Regions from separate parts of the Homo sapiens genome. Here region 2 is linked to region 1. Evidence: read pairs that join two places in POLR2A ChIA-PET (ENCODE). Cell type or tissue: IMR-90. All regions are shown on one strand. Links, peaks and the distances in the headings refer to the core of each region. The heading gives the core; the rest is flanking DNA. Region 1 overlaps SOCS6 (suppressor of cytokine signaling 6). Region 2 overlaps DOK6 (docking protein 6).

Region 1 (4,405 bases), core at 172-4,171:
TCCATATAAAATACATGATAATCTCTAAATCATGTCCAGTTCTAAAAGCTTCTGACTCAATGAAAATAAAAATATGTACGGACTTAGATATCTAACCAGCAATGAACAACTTTCCCATGAGCATTTCTAAGCATCCTTCACTGTAATTGTATTCAATGCATTCTTATTCAATTATTAAACTGAATATGAAACAAATATTCATAACGTCAATCATGTAAAAATGCTTTTTGTGTTGGCTTATAAGAATTGATTAATGAGGCTGGGCGCGGTGGCTCACACCTGTAATCCCAGCACTTTGGGAGGCTGAGGCTGGCAGATCACTTGAGGTCAGGTGTTCGAGACTAGCCTGGCCCACGTGGTGAAACTTTGTCTCTACTAAAAAAATACAAAAACTAACCAGGTGTGGTGGTGGGTGCCTGTAATCCCAGCTACTTGGGAGTCTGAGGCAGGAGAATCACCTGAACCCAGGAGACAGAGGTTGCAGTGAGTCAAGATCATGCCACTGCACTCCAGCTTGGGCGAGAGAGAGACTAAGTCTTAAGGAAAAAAAAAAATAAAGAATTGATTAAATGACTGCACACCTCTCCTTAATTTTTTAGTTCAGATTTTAACAAGTTGCATTTAAGAAGTAGTAAATATATATGCCAATTCATCACTGTCTTTATACGTATACGGTCATCCCTCGGTATTCATGGGGGATTGGCTCCAGGAATAACAGAAGCTATGAATGCTCAAGTCCCTTATATAAAACGTCATAGTATTTGCATATAACCTATGTACATCCTCCCCATACTTTAAATCATCTCTAGATTATTTATAACACCTAACACAAGTGTTATATAAATGGTTATATTATTTTTTGTTGTCTTATTTGCACTTAACCAATTCAAAGAAATGTGATATAAGACATATTTCATCTTTGTCTCTAGTTCCTGGCACAGTTCCTATATCTTTGGGATTTCCTGAGATAGAAATATTTTTTATTGTTCAAAACAAGCCCCTTTCAATCACAACTGTTAATGCTAACGCTGTGATTAAAAGCGGCCCTCCTAGATGGCCTCTGGATGGGGCTGGTCACCCAGAGACCCAGTGCCTAGAGTGTGGAACTTTCAGCACCGACCCCCCGTCCCTATCCTGAAGAGAAATGAAGAGAAAAGGAAAGGATTAGAGATTGAGTTCTACAGAAACTCTAACTACAAGATTCGGGGACCTTGCACACACAAGGGTGAGCTGGGCAGGAGGCCACCCTAGGAGGGCACAGAAACTCCACGTCCCCCCGTGCTTGCTCCGTGCACCTCTTCTACTGGGCTGTTGCTGAGTTGTGCCCTTAATAATAATGTTTTCCTGAGTTTTATCCAGCAAATTATCTAATCTGAGGAGGTAGTGGGAACCCCTGATTTGTAGCCAGTCGGTCAGAAGTATGAGAGGCCTGGGACTTGTGACTGGCATCTGAGGACGGGGCAGTCTCATGGGACTCAGCCCGTTGCCTGTGGGGACTGTACTTACTCTGGGTAGGGTCTGAATTAACTGAAATGTTGGACTCAGTTTTCTTTTTTTGTTTTTAAGACGGAGGGTCGCTCTTGTTGCCCAGGCTGGAGTGCAATGGCATGATCTTGGCTCGCTGTAAGCTCCACCTCCCGGGTTCAAGCGATTCTCCTTCCAGCCTCCCAAGTAGCTGGGATTACAGCATGTGCCACCGTGCCTGGCTAATTTTTGTATTTTTAGTAGACACGGGGTTTTGCCACGTTGGTCAGGCTGGTCTCGAACTCCTGACCTCAAGTGATCCGCCCACCTCGGCCTCCCAAAGTGTTGGGATTACAGGTGTGAGCCACCGCACCCAGCCTGGACACTCAGTTTTCACACTGAAGAAGTGGTTGTTGGTGTTGGAAACACATCACAAGAAATAAATCAGCCTTTTATCTTTACCACTGTGTGTATCAGGCCTGAGACTCCTATGAAATAACTATGACACTTTTCAACAAATTAATATAGGTATCTTAACTCTAAATCAGTGGAGACCTGGGCAACATTGATAATGGAAATCATTTGCACACTGAAAAGACAGCACCCCAACTTACTACTAGTAAGATCCTTAATGATGTCCACATCTGCAACCTTATTGGCTAAGGTATAATTACAGTTGGTGGCTTAGAAACAGCTATTGTAATACTTTCTGATATATATATAATACATCCTGACCTCCAGAATGATAAATGTAAAATACTATCTTATATATAGTTCTTTTAATACCATTCACCTATATATGATTATAGCTGACAATGACAAATTAAAAAACAATTATTTAACATTTTAATGTAAACAAAATTATTTTAACTAAAAATATAGCAAATTCCCTAAAAATCTCACCACATTAATTGTCTATGAAAAAGAATGACCTCATGAATTATAAACTACCAAGTAGGTAAGATTCTTTCAGAATTTGACAAATTATGAACAAAGATGTTTTGTTTTTATTCTGTACTGTAGCAAAGTGTTTTAATAGTTTCTTCATTGCTTTAAGATTAAAAGTAATTTGTTTATATATTAAAATATCTTAAATGTAATGAACTACTAAAGCAAAAATATCTAACTTGTGAAAGGCAACATGCATGTAAAACTAACTGAAAAATAACACAACTGTTATGACTGCTCTCAGAGCCTTCAGATCAACACAAAAGCTCTAATTTAAAGAGCAATTTGCCCATTATTCAAATGCTTTCACATAGAACATACAAGATTTTGTCATTCAATTTGCAGTAGAGAATTTGAGTTTTCAGTTAAAATAATCTTTTCCCCATTTCTAAAGTACATCCAAATGAAGAATGGAGTTTTAAATAGCAGATTTGGGGAACAAAAAGTAATCCACATGAAATTTGTTATTAAATGTACATTAAGAGCCAACATAAACTTCATTCATTGATCATTAGCGCTGAAGGGAATCTTGGAAAGCAATAATTATTCAATTTAATAATATATCCCTATTAAGCAAACAATATAAAAATCTTACAAAATGAAAAGATTACTTGTATTATAAAACAATAATCTGATTGCCAAAAGTAACCATTTATTGTGGGTTCCCAAAGATGCGATCTCTTGATGCTTTTAAAATAGTCCAAATTAAAATAATTATGTTACCACCCACTACAGATCAGCAGGCATTTCATCGACTAAGTTAATTGAACTCAGTGACACAGATGTGGCTTCATGAGAGCACTAACTGAAAACACTACTTTTATTTAAAGAAAAAAATAGATCTGGTTTTCCCAAAAACGAAGGGTTTAATATTCACTGATGCTAGCAAAACAAACAAAAACTGTTGAAAAGAAGGGAAAAAAAAACCCTCCTGATTAAACATACACTTCTTTATCTCCATCATTCCCCAAAAACACAGGAACGAAGAAAATCACAAAGCGAATTACGGCAGATGACAACAGTGTTAAGTGGCTAAAACAAACTGGAGTAAACCAAAATCTAAGACTGCTGGAAAGGAAGACGACGAAAAACCAGCCTGAGAAAAGGTTTCACAAATCTGAACTGAGAGGCGGATGCTATTTGTTTAAAAAAGAGGGGGTGAGGAGAACAGTTAGAAAACAAAACTCCCACAGCCAAAAAGTAAACATTCAATAAAAGAAAAATTGAGGGAACTCCCCTCCAAAGAACAACAACAACAACAACAACAACAGACAAGAAAAATGGAGAAAAAAGCTAAGAAAATAAGTAGACGGATTTAGGAGTTCCTATGTCCAATGAAGAAGAGCTTAAGACAGAAAAAAAAAAAAGAAAGAAAATGAGAAAATGAAAGGGAAGAAATTATAAAAGTCATTTTAATAGTTTTTCTAGAACTGAAAAACATAAGTTTATAGACTGAAAAGCTCTGTGGAATGCTCAGCACATCCAAAGTAGAAAAGAACAATCACCAGACCCACCATGGTAAAATGTTAGTATTTAGGCAATAACACAAAAGTCCCCCAAAAGCTTCCAGGGGGAAAAGAAATGGCTTACAACTGCCTGGGAAACTGGCGGCATGTGACTTAACAGTAACACTGAAAACCGGACGACAACGGAGCAATGCCTGCAATATTCCAAGAGGAAACACACTTACAACTATGACCCCCACTGACAGTTCAATGACTCTCCTTGTGCCCTTGCATGCGTCTGGAATTCTTGCAGGGACTAGGCCTGGTTCTGGCCTATGGTGACCAGCGTGCGACCTGCAGATACACCCACATCCGCCATGGGGACAACAGACAGGAACTGTAGGTGAAAGCAGATTGGACCCAAAGGAAGAGGCCAAGGGAGGCGGCGTCCACAGCAGACTTTGTGAAAGCAAGACACAGACCTCTATTCATGCACTGAGATTTCAGAGTTAATTTGTCACTGCCAAATAACTTATTTGATCTGAACT
Region 2 (4,405 bases), core at 294-4,293, 500 kb after region 1:
GTAGCAGATATAGAGTCTTGATTAGATTCGGCTTTGAATCTTTGTCAAGGCTATTGGTAGTTCTAGATTCTTTCACCTGGGGCACAGTCTGGTTTTCACTCCTTTTCTTTGATATTAACAACTGCTATTTAGAGAACATTACAAGGAGGCAATAATCACTTTTTTTAGTGCACTACTGCCTGCCTTAATATTTGATGAAAGAATGAATAGTAAGAAGAAATGAATACAATATAAGGCTTAGTGATAGCACTGTGAGGAAGTAAGAAAATATTACAACCTAAGAGCTCTATGCAATGTTATCTGTAACATCAAATAGAAAACAGTAAGTGCCAAATAAGAAAAGAAGGAAAAAAATGTTATGGCAATTCAAAAGAGGAAAAATTACATCTCATTGGGAAAACAGTGATAAAGTCTTAATAAAATAAGTAGAAGACATCTGATTTGCAATAATACTTATGTCAAATTTATTCTGTATATTATTTTAAAAATTAGTAGACTAAAAACTGGGCTATTATTTTTCCTGTGTTAGCAAAATAGAGGATTACTGCCTCTGCTTTTGTTTATATTCTGCCTTAATGTATGAGGGTATTTTGTAAAGGTTAATATAATCTCAAGATGTTAACTTCCTGAGGCAACACTCTAACAACTTTACAACTTTATATTTTTCACATTTAATATGCATTTTCAGTGGGTAAAATTATCCGACTACAGTGATGGTGGCATTTCATTACCATAAAAAAGATGTAACTCTTCTCAAAGAATCTTAGACGAGTTATATCTGAGCAATGCCAACACATAATTAAATTTAAAATCATTTATATTCTTCCTTTCGGTTGGTGAGAAGCCCTATCATTTGGGGCAGGTTTTGTGCAGGTGTAAAGTATTGCTTTCTAATTATTTCCTGATAAATACAGGCAATTTCATCTATCAGGAGGTAAGTTAGTAATTGGAAATAATCGATTAACTTCAAAGAAATTAGTAGATTGACAGATACAATTTCCAGAAAGAGTTATCACTACAGTCCAGCTTAGTCAGTTCATCAAATATAAGCTCTTTTCAAGAATCTTACTAAAGAAAAACATTGAATCAGACTCAGGATTTATTTCATCTAAACTTTACCCTCTTTTCAAGACATCAGCCTTAGGAGGAGTTATGTAACATCAAATAACTTCAATATTCTAGCCTACTCAAGAAACAAGCATATGAGAATTACAAGCCAATGCCTCACAGAGTCCTGCAGCTGGCTTCACAGTTGTGGAGATTGACTGTGCCTCTTTTCTGGACATGTGTGCTTTGTCTAGTATTTGTACACACGAGCTAATTTGACAGGTACACTTTTTAAATTCATTCATGATGGGGCATTGCCAGTGACTTTAATCTTTCCATAAACTTTATTTCATGAGAAAGACTGGTCTTTTTTTGAAATTGATGTGTGCTATGTTTTGTGCACAGCACACTCTATTTTTAAGGATAGGTTTGTTAATACCTATCAGAACTCTTACTGACAAAGTACCATCAAAGATGCTGCTGTCTCATGTTCTTAGAAGGCTGGCAAAGAGGTGAAAGTGAATAGAAATTGCTCTCTTGTGGCCAGCATGTATTAGGCTTATGTATATTAATAAGAAGTTAATTAGAATGGAAGGAATGGGCAAGGAGGGCACTCTGCTATTATCGTTGCAGACAGACCTTTGGTAACAGTTTCTCATTATGTGGAATGGCAGAACTGGGGATTAGAGAAATTGTTTGTAAATGTGGATCCCAAAGCCTTCTCACAAAAGCAAGTCAGCCTCGTTTGTGAGTTTCCAGGACCCTTCTTTGGAATTTTCATCCTTTCCATCACGCTGTTACTGAGCTCACCTTGAAGCAACAGGAGTTGCTGAGATCCGTCTCTGCCTAATCCAGTAATTGGGACTCTGGCCACAGCCAGCTTTCCCTGCACTGCCGCTGCCCAGATAATTGCTGTGACATTTCATTTCTCTCTTCTCTGAAAGAAACACTCAGGCAGAAAACTCATTCTTCTAGAAAGTGCCTCAGGCCCTCTGTTACAGGATGAGCTCGGATCACAGTTCAGTGGCTGGCTCTTTCCCTACGTGGTCAAAGCTGCTTTCCACAGTTTGATTACTCAGAGGAAAAATAAACCTGAACAGACACATAGAGTTGTTTCTCTCTTCTTTCCCACTTGTTAGGAGGTGGTTAAAAGCAGATAAAACTTCTCCTTAAAGACCTTTACTTTGAGTGCTGCAAGACATTCCATTTATCCTGCCAGCCAAATGGAGAAAATTCCCAAACGGGCTGTCATTAAATCAATCAGTGTGTATCATGAACGAACTTTATTAAAAAGAGGGCCTGGCCTTTTGCCTAGCACACAGTTGGTGCTTAGTAAACATTTGTTAAATGAATACAGGCGTCAGAGAACTGGAACCTTGTTCTCACATTAAACAATGTTGTTCCAAGATCTTTGTCTTGATTTCTGCTTTCTCTGGCAACTGGGTTATGCTGTCTTTCAATATATTACTATTAAGTTTTGTAAGATGTTCCTACACACTGTTTCATAATTCAAAATATAAATATATTTTTAGCTCTATAGAAATAGTCTCATATCCTTCATCACGTTTTTAAAGACTGAAAGATTTCTATGCCCATTGTAAAACATATTCTGAATGAAAAAAATGGAAGGGCTAAGCATTTTAAAGCTTAAACAGCCTTTGCCATCGTCTGGTGTCTATCTTGTATGAGAACTGTACAGCTCAGAGATGATCATCCGCTTGTCTTGGTTGTTTAAGAGGTTAGTGACCAAACTGGGTTGAAAACCCAGGTGTCCGAACTCCAAGAATAATGGAGTTATTGTAAATGAAACTATATCAGACGCCCACAACCTTTTAGCACCAGGGACCAGTTTCATGGAAGACAATTTTTCCATGGATCAGGGTGGGGGATGGTTTCAGGATGATTCCAGTGCATTACATTTATTTTGCACTTTATCTCTATTATTACATTGTAATATATAATGAAATTATTATACAACCCACCATAATGTGGAATCAGTGGGAGCCCTAAGCTTGTTTTCCTGCAGCTAGACAGTCCTATATGGGGGTGATGGGAGACAGTGACAGATCATCAGGCATTAGGTTCTCATAAGGAGCACGGAGCCTAAATCCCTCGCATGCGCAGTTCACAATAGGGTTCATGCTTCATGCTCCTTTGAGAATCTCATGCCGCTGATCTGACAGGAGGTAGAGCTCAGGTAGGAATGTGAGTGATGGGGAGCGGCTGCAAATACAAATGAAGCTTCACTAGCTTGCCCGCTGCTCACCTGCTCTGTGGCCTGGTTTCTAACAGGCCATAAACCAGTATTGGTCTTTGGCCTGGTGATTGGGACCCCTGCTTTGCATCCTATCTGGAAGTAGAATATGATGAGTATGGTGATGGAGTGGAATCTTACTCAACTTACTTGGCATATCTGTTCTGAAATCCCATTCTGTGAAATAAGAGACATTGTCAATGTTCCCACTGCCAGTATTCCTAAGGGAAAGTACTACCTCATTTAACGAAACAGAAACAATGGATATTATAGCTGAAAAATCATAATGGTTAAAAAAACATATTTTGGTGGAATTGAAAATAGGCATTCATTTTCCATTTAATTACTTTCTCCTTTTGCTAATGACATCAATGCAGACCTCTGGCAGGGTGCTTACCCTAGAACAGTGCAAAAGGCAGATACTTCTGTAGAAAGCTAGCTAAAAGGAATTTGAGTATTTGATAGAATTATGTATAACTGAACAGTACTGGGGATGCTTGGGAGGGAAGACGTGAAAATGGGGCCCCAATGACATGGAAAGTAGGCAGGATCCAAGTGATGACCACCATAAGACACATAACAGGATTATTTCATAAATGTACTGAGCAAAATGAAAAATTTCCATTCAGGGTGTTGGGAGAGCAGTCTGTCGTTTATCACTCTGAGTATTCATCTGAAGCTTCATAATTCTGTCAGGGATGTTAAATAAAAATAAATAGGAAGAGGAGTATTTGGCTAAACTTAATGTCTATATCACAGCATCTCAACAAAACAAGAAAAGAGTCCTCAGTTTCGTTGAGTGTGGCTTTTACTTTAATATCCCATTGGGCTTTTGTCCTATAATTCTTGGTGTAGGGTTATTTTTTTCAAGGAACAATGAAAATACCATTTGTTTTTCCCATAGTGCTTATTTCTTTCTCTCTAGATGTGCAAAAGATGTTGGGAAAGTGCTATCTCTTCTAAGAAATCTTTTCTCTCTGGTAGTGAAAAGAACTCTGAAAACTTGGGTTTAAATTCTGGCTCTGTCACGTTCCAGTTATATGATTTAATTCAATGTTTCCTAAAAGTAAGAAAATTTTTACATTGAACCCTTTCCTCAGATCC

The links. Peaks named below come from ENCODE experiments on the same cell type or tissue, not always from the same donor. Only the 100,000 strongest peaks of a DNase experiment are listed, where the experiment ranks them.
Region 2: POLR2A ChIA-PET joins it to region 1 with 8 read pairs; 1 of 35 experiments calls an interaction of 5 or more read pairs at or near these places.

Annotation. Positions count from the first base shown.
Region 1 is chr18:70,296,281-70,300,685 of GRCh38, reverse strand. All of the region lies in intron 1 of SOCS6 (suppressor of cytokine signaling 6), which reads right to left. Among named protein-coding and RNA genes, the nearest start is that of SOCS6, 9.4 kb to the right of the region's middle. In IMR-90, for the core only: no CTCF peak of the experiment used is centred there; no DNase peak of the experiment used is centred there; H3K27ac peaks cover 208 bases.
Region 2 is chr18:69,793,604-69,798,008 of GRCh38, reverse strand. The region is part of intron 7 of DOK6 (docking protein 6); the gene reads right to left. Among named protein-coding and RNA genes, the nearest start is that of CD226, 150 kb to the left of the region's middle. In IMR-90, for the core only: no CTCF peak of the experiment used is centred there; a DNase peak (open chromatin) is centred at 2,098.